2 separate regions of the Homo sapiens genome follow, and region 2 is linked to region 1. A link is a loop called in an ENCODE intact Hi-C map of the cell type or tissue named here. Cell type or tissue: endothelial cell of umbilical vein. All regions are shown on one strand. Links, peaks and the distances in the headings refer to the core of each region. The heading gives the core; the rest is flanking DNA.

Region 1 (2,901 bases), core at 156-2,655:
GTCTCCTTTAATTACCGCTCAGCCCTGAGCCCAGCCTGGCCTCCCCTGTACCGCCTCCCTCCCAGCTCCCTGCACCTCAAGTGGCCCCCACTGCTCCCTAGCTCCCATGCCCTACCTGCCTCCCTCAGCATGGCTCGAGGCCTCTTCTGTGGCAACGAGGCCACCATCTCCCCCTGCCTTGAGCCTCCCTGTTCCAGCTGCCAGTGTGTTCCAAACTCTGCCCCTCTATCCTCTCTCAGGCAGGCCCATCCTCCTTCAAGATCCCCTCACCAGGCCCAGCTCTGGTCTGAGGCACTGAGAATGGAGCCAGCATGGGAGGCGAGAGGTGTGGGGTTGTTTCATCTCTCAGGGAGCGTATACAGCCTTCCCCGGCTCCAGGACTGAACTGCAGACCTGGCCGCACTGGAAGTGGGTGGTCCTTCTCTGCTGGCTCTAGGGGGCTGGAATGGGGTCACATCCAAAAGCGTGTTCCTGACGTGGATGATGTTGAGTCTGTCCAGGGTGGAGCATAAGGGTGGCTGGTGAGGTTTTGCCCCCCCCCATAATGTCCTATAGCCCCATTTCCAAGCCCCCCAAAACAAATCCTAACTGAAAACAAAGCTTACTGCGTAAATGTCGCTTTGAGACAAGGCTCCAGTGTCCACTGCTACCAGGCTGCTGTCGGGAAGACCCTCATGTATAGAAATCCTGTGGCCAGTTGCTGTGTGGTCTGTGGATCTCCTCTGTGAAATGGCCTTTACGATACGGGATGTTGTGGAGTGTAGATGCCGGGAAACGGTCACCTCTCGTGTGCATATATGAGAACTGCCAGTCCTTCCTGTTGTGCCCACCTGCTTGCCTGGGTGTGTCTGGGTGCACAGGGCACGTGTGCAGTCAGGGGAGGGCACTCCTGTAGTTGTGCCTGTAGTATACCCTTTCTGAGTGTGCCTGTGTGTGAGTGGGTGCGAGTGGCCAGGAAGTATGCTTGGGCACATATGTGTAGAAGTGCCCTTGTGCCCATGGGTCCATGTGAGGGAGTAGAGGAGGTATCAGTATATGGGAGTGACCATCGTCAGCAGGGAGGGCTGGTGTTGGGGCCTGTGCACATAGATGTGTTCATGCACGTGTGTGTGCACACGTGTGTGTGTGTGAAGTGCTGGGGTTCATCTGTAGAAATACTTGTGTGTGTGAGGGTGAGTCCAGGCGTCTGTGCATGCACCTGTGGTTTAGGGGGCCCCCCAGCCACGGGGCGCAGGATGTCCTGCGGGGCCCAGGCGGGCATGTGGGGTGTCTGGAGACGCCAGGCAGCCCCACAGCCTCAGACCTCGGGCACCAAGAGGAAGAGGGCAGCGGACTCGGGCGCGCCTTTGTCTGAGCTGCGGTGCGCCGGGAGTCCTGCGCCTTTGTGTGACCCTCGCAGGTGTGCGAGCGGAGGTGTTGGGAGGGTGTTGGGGAGGGGAGCGGAGGGAGGGGCTCCCTTCTCCGCAGCCGGCCCCGCCCTCCGGCCCATTGGCTGGGCGCTGCCGCCCTCTGGCGGGCACGGAGGGAAGCGCTGAAATGGGAGCGCCGCAGCGCGAAGAGCCAGCCGGCAGCCCGGGGACCTGGTGCTCCCCTCCACTGGAGCCGCCTCGGGCGCCCGCATTTGGCCGGCGACTTATTGTAGCCCCAGGCCAAGTCCCCGACCCACCGTCCCCACTACCACTGCCCACGGGCACCACTTCCTCCCAATGGTGGCACCCAACAGCTCACCTGCAGATAGGCGCAGGGCTTGCTTGATCTTCCCTGCCGCGGCGTGCTTTTAAGCTTCAACGCTTCTTGGCTCTGGGCCTTTGGGAAAGCTACTGCTCACCTCTCTGATCCTCAGTCTTTTCATCTGTAAAATGGGGCAAATAAGAGTGACCACCACATTGGAGATGGCACCTGTCAAGAGTGAGGCACAGGGTCAGGCATCGGCAAAGCCCTCTCTCCAATAAGCTGCTGGCTAGTGTTTTATTGTTGTTACTGCTGTGGACCCACCTTCTCTCCCAGACCCCCATTCCCTGTTCCAGACTTGTTTGCCTCCATGGGGGCGACAGAAGTCGGGGGGCAACTGTTGCAGGCACCTCTTGGATCGCAGCCGTAGGAGTCGGCTCTTCCAGCCTGCTTATCCTCTGCCCCACTAGCCCCCACCCCCCAGCACACACACATGATTTGGGGTGGGCCGGGCTGCCGGGGCGGGTCTGTGGGCCAGGGTATTTTCCCTTCTGAAGGGGGCGGACCGGCCCTGTGGTTTCCTCCCTGAGTGACTTCCGGCAGGGAGGGCTCGGCCCCCAGAGAGGGTGGGGAGATGACACAGTTGTTCCCCCAGCCCTGGCGGGGCGGGCAGCATGGTTCACTCCAGCATGGGGGCTCCAGGTAAGGGGGCTGGTGCCTGTGCCACTGCTCAGAGGACAGGCAGCACATTTAGGTTTGCTCTGCGGGCCCTGCCTGCCCCTCCTCCTCAGCTGTCTCCATTGTCCTTCTCCTCTGTACTCTAGCAACTCCCTCTCTCCCATGCCGGGTCCCCGCTAACCCCCACAGCTCCTCTTTGCCCTCTCTTTCCACATCAGGCACCGGAACTTCCAACATCTTCTCTTCTCTGTTGCCCTGTTCCGAAGGGTCTGGGGACGGGAGGGAGGGAGCTGGGTGTTGGTAGCGGGCCCTCATGTGGAGAACCAGTGGGGTGGGTGACATGGGCAATCCTTGGATAAGGGCTGCAAAGGGATTGGAATGCCAAGTTGCTGGACTTGGGGGATGTCATTCCCTTTTGAGTGTGTGTGTGCACATCTGGTACAGGTGTGCGTGTGCATGTGTGTGTGCAGTAGTTCTGAGTGCTCTGAGTGGGACTGCTGTGTGCTTGTGAGTGTAGGGGGCTGTTGTGTGTGGCATTGTGGGGTGATGATT
Region 2 (2,901 bases), core at 207-2,706, 260 kb before region 1:
TGCAGGTTGGAGTGCAGTGGCACCATCTTGGCTCACTGCAGCCTCGACTTCCCGGGCTCAAGTGATCCTCCTGCTTCAGCCTCCTCAGTAGCTTGGACCATAGGCATGCACCACCACACCTGGCTAATTTTTCTTTTTTTTTTTTTTATTTTGAGTCTCACTCTGTGGCCCAGGCTGGGGTGCAGTGGCGCGATCTCAGCTCACTGCAACCTCCCCGTCCTGGGTTCAAGCAATTTTCTGCCTTAGCCTCCCGAGTAGCTGGGATTACAGGTGCCCACCACCAAGCCTGTCTAATTTTTTGCATTTTTAGTAAAGACAGGGTTTCACCATCTTGGCCAGGCTGGTCTTGAACTCCTGACCTCGTGATCCACCCGCCTCGGCCTCCCAAAGTGCTGGGACTACAGGAGTGAGTCACCGCGCCTGGCCACACCTGGCTAATTTTTTGTAGAGATGAGGCTGTCACTATGTTGCCCAGGCTGGTCTTGAACTCCTTGGCTCAAGTGATCTTCCCGCCTCAACTTTCCAAAGTGCTGGGATTACAGACACGAGCCACAGCACCAAGCCTTGCCTCCTGAATCTCTATCTTATCCCCTCGGCCTCTTCCCTGATCCAGGCTCCACTCTCTCCTACCTGAATCCCTGCCAGAGCCACCTCCTGGGCTACTGGCTTCCAGTCTCATTCCTCCAGTTCTGGACCAACTATGACCTTGTCCTCCACTACTCTCAACCCTTCCATGGCTCTCCACTACCCCCTCACCCTCAGGACAAAGTCCAAGCTCCTCAGCCTGGCCTCTGCTCATCTCTTCGGCCTCCTCCAGCCTTACAGTTCCCCTGCTGGCCATACAGACTTGACTGGCCTTCCGCTTAGGCACCTGCACGCAGTACTGCTCCTGCATGCCTCCCTGTCTTTGGTCACGCTGAAACACCCTCCCCACACCCATTTTGCCTGGCATCTCCACTTTGCCTGGCACCTTCTGCTCCTCCAAGATCCAGCTCCAATGGCCCCTCCCCTGGAAACCCTTTCCCGACCACGCCAAACTCAAAAAAGTCTCTCCTGGGCTCCCACCGTCTCCGCACACCCATGCCCATCAACGTCCATCCTCCCATCTGACCCGGGCTCCTTGAGGGCACGGCCCAGGCCTGACTCATCTTGGTCACCAGCATCGCCCAGCACGAGGCTTGGCACACCAGAAGCCTCAGGAAATGTTTGTCTAACTAATAGGTGGGAGAGTGTGTGAGTGAGTGGCTAGACGAGGGAATCCGTGAGTGAGAGAATTGAGGGCAGGAAGGGCAGAACGGATGAAGGAACAGGAAGGCAGGAGCAGACGAGAATCAGGCTTAGGGTGGGAGGAACGGATGGATGAATAACAGATCCAGTATCCCGGTCTCAGTTTCTCCAAGAAAGCAAGATGGGTTCGCCGGGACTGAGCTCCTCCCCCCTCCGCCTCAAGCCTCACTAAGCCTCACGGTTTTCCACCCGAGCTATGTGCAGAATCCTAATACTAGGCGTGCTGGAAAGGGCTTACCCGGCCAGACTCGGAGAACCCGTTCCCTCGCGAGCCCGCTCGGGCCTCTGCGGAGTGGACCAGGATTCCGATCCCTCAGGTTCCGGGTCTATTGGCCGACTGACTGGGCCTGGCAGAGACTGGCGTCTCCGAAAGCCTATCGCTGCCCGAGTTGGGCTGTGGGCCCCGCCTACCAGGCAAAGGGTCCTGAGTGGCCCAGGGAGGTAGAAGGCCGAGTGTCCATTGGCTGGAAGATAGTGACTGACGTCATGGATAGCTTTCGCCGCCAGACTCCAAAGAAGCGCCTCGCGTGTCGGACCCGCCTCCGGAGGGACTGAGTCGGGGTGGGAGCCCTGGGCGTAGACGGTCGCAGAATGGTCGTGAATGGAGTTTCTGGCCCCACATACCTAGGCTGTTTGCTGACCCGATCCTTGGGTCTTGAGGAAGGTTGGGGATTTGAGAGTTCAGACTCCTTGGTTCTGAAGGAGGAGAAGTCTGGGACCCGAGGAAGGAGGGACTAGGGGCCCGGACTCCTGGGTCAGAGGGAGGAGGGGGCTGGAAACCTGAAGGTTTGGTGTCTAGGAGCGGGAACTCCGGGATCTTGAGTCACTCGCCCGCCCAGGGATGACAGGTTTGGGGTTCAGGATTTTATGAGGCTATTTATGGGAAGGGAGCCAGGCCTTACCCCCAGGCAAGTGTTCTGGGTAATGAGGCGGAGCTTGTAATGGAGAGGGAGAAGGAAGAGGCTCAGGGGAAGCTCTGGCCTGGATATGCCCTTTCCTCATCCCGAAAAGGGAAGTCAGAGGCAGGTGCTGTCTGCAAAAGGAACCCAGAGCTAGAGGAGACTGGAGACTCACGTGAGACTAAGAGAAAAATAGAGATACCAAAGGGGAGATGGCAAAAATAAAACAGTAATAATAACAGAGCTCTCTTGTACTGAGTTTACTGTGGCCTGGTTCTGTGCTGAGCATTTTACATAATTATCTCATGTCTTCCTCGCCACAGCTCTGAGAGATTGGATTATTATTAGTAGTATTATCCCCAGTTTACAAGTGAGAAAATTGAGGCCTAGTGAGGGAGAATCCAGATACAGATGTAAAGATACAAGAGAGACACAAAACATAGATGGAGATAAACAAAGAGTTACAGGCCCAGAGAGAAAAAAGAAAACGCAGGCAACAAACAAAAGGAGAGGGGCTGAGAGCTGGGACTCCTGGGGCTGGGGAACTGGAGAGCTGGGGACCCGGACTCCTGGGTCCTGGGGAAAGCAGGTCCAAGGATGGGGTCTCCCAGATATTTTCTCCCGTGAATCCACGATACTAAGCTTGTCCAACCCTTCTGACTGTGGGCGTGAGCCTGGTTGGGGTCGAAAATAGTGATTAGGAGGTGCACTTGCA

The links. Peaks named below come from ENCODE experiments on the same cell type or tissue, not always from the same donor. Only the 100,000 strongest peaks of a DNase experiment are listed, where the experiment ranks them.
Region 2: a loop joins it to region 1, with 2.4 times the contacts of the local background. A loop is called at or near these places in 13 of 110 quality-filtered maps.

The regions. Positions count from the first base shown.
Region 1 is chr19:42,131,856-42,134,756 of GRCh38, reverse strand. POU2F2 (POU class 2 homeobox 2) reads left to right here and starts at 2,311. Exons shown (of 15, transcript NM_001394376.1): 1 at 2,311-2,373. The coding sequence starts at 2,346. LNROP (long non-coding regulator of POU2F2) reads right to left here and starts at 2,128. Exons shown (of 3, transcript NR_038332.1): 1 at 1,996-2,128; 2 at 1,729-1,852. It overlaps MIR4323 (microRNA 4323), which reads left to right and starts at 1,244; the gene lies at 1,244-1,312. RefSeq lists an enhancer at 1,040-1,089 and a silencer at 1,370-1,629. In endothelial cell of umbilical vein, for the core only: a CTCF peak has its summit at 1,518 (motif pointing left); a DNase peak (open chromatin) is centred at 1,506; H3K4me3 peaks cover 955 bases.
Region 2 is chr19:42,395,849-42,398,749 of GRCh38, reverse strand. It overlaps LIPE-AS1 (LIPE antisense RNA 1), which reads right to left and starts at 1,602. Exons shown (of 3, transcript NR_073180.1): 1 at 1,526-1,602. It overlaps LOC101930071 (a long non-coding RNA gene), which reads right to left and starts at 1,622. Exons shown (of 2, transcript NR_126041.1): 1 at 1,526-1,622. RefSeq lists enhancers at 534-1,217, 1,218-1,901, 1,756-1,915, 1,936-2,075. In endothelial cell of umbilical vein, for the core only: no CTCF peak of the experiment used is centred there; a DNase peak (open chromatin) is centred at 1,669; H3K4me3 peaks cover 1,291 bases; H3K27ac peaks cover 1,312 bases.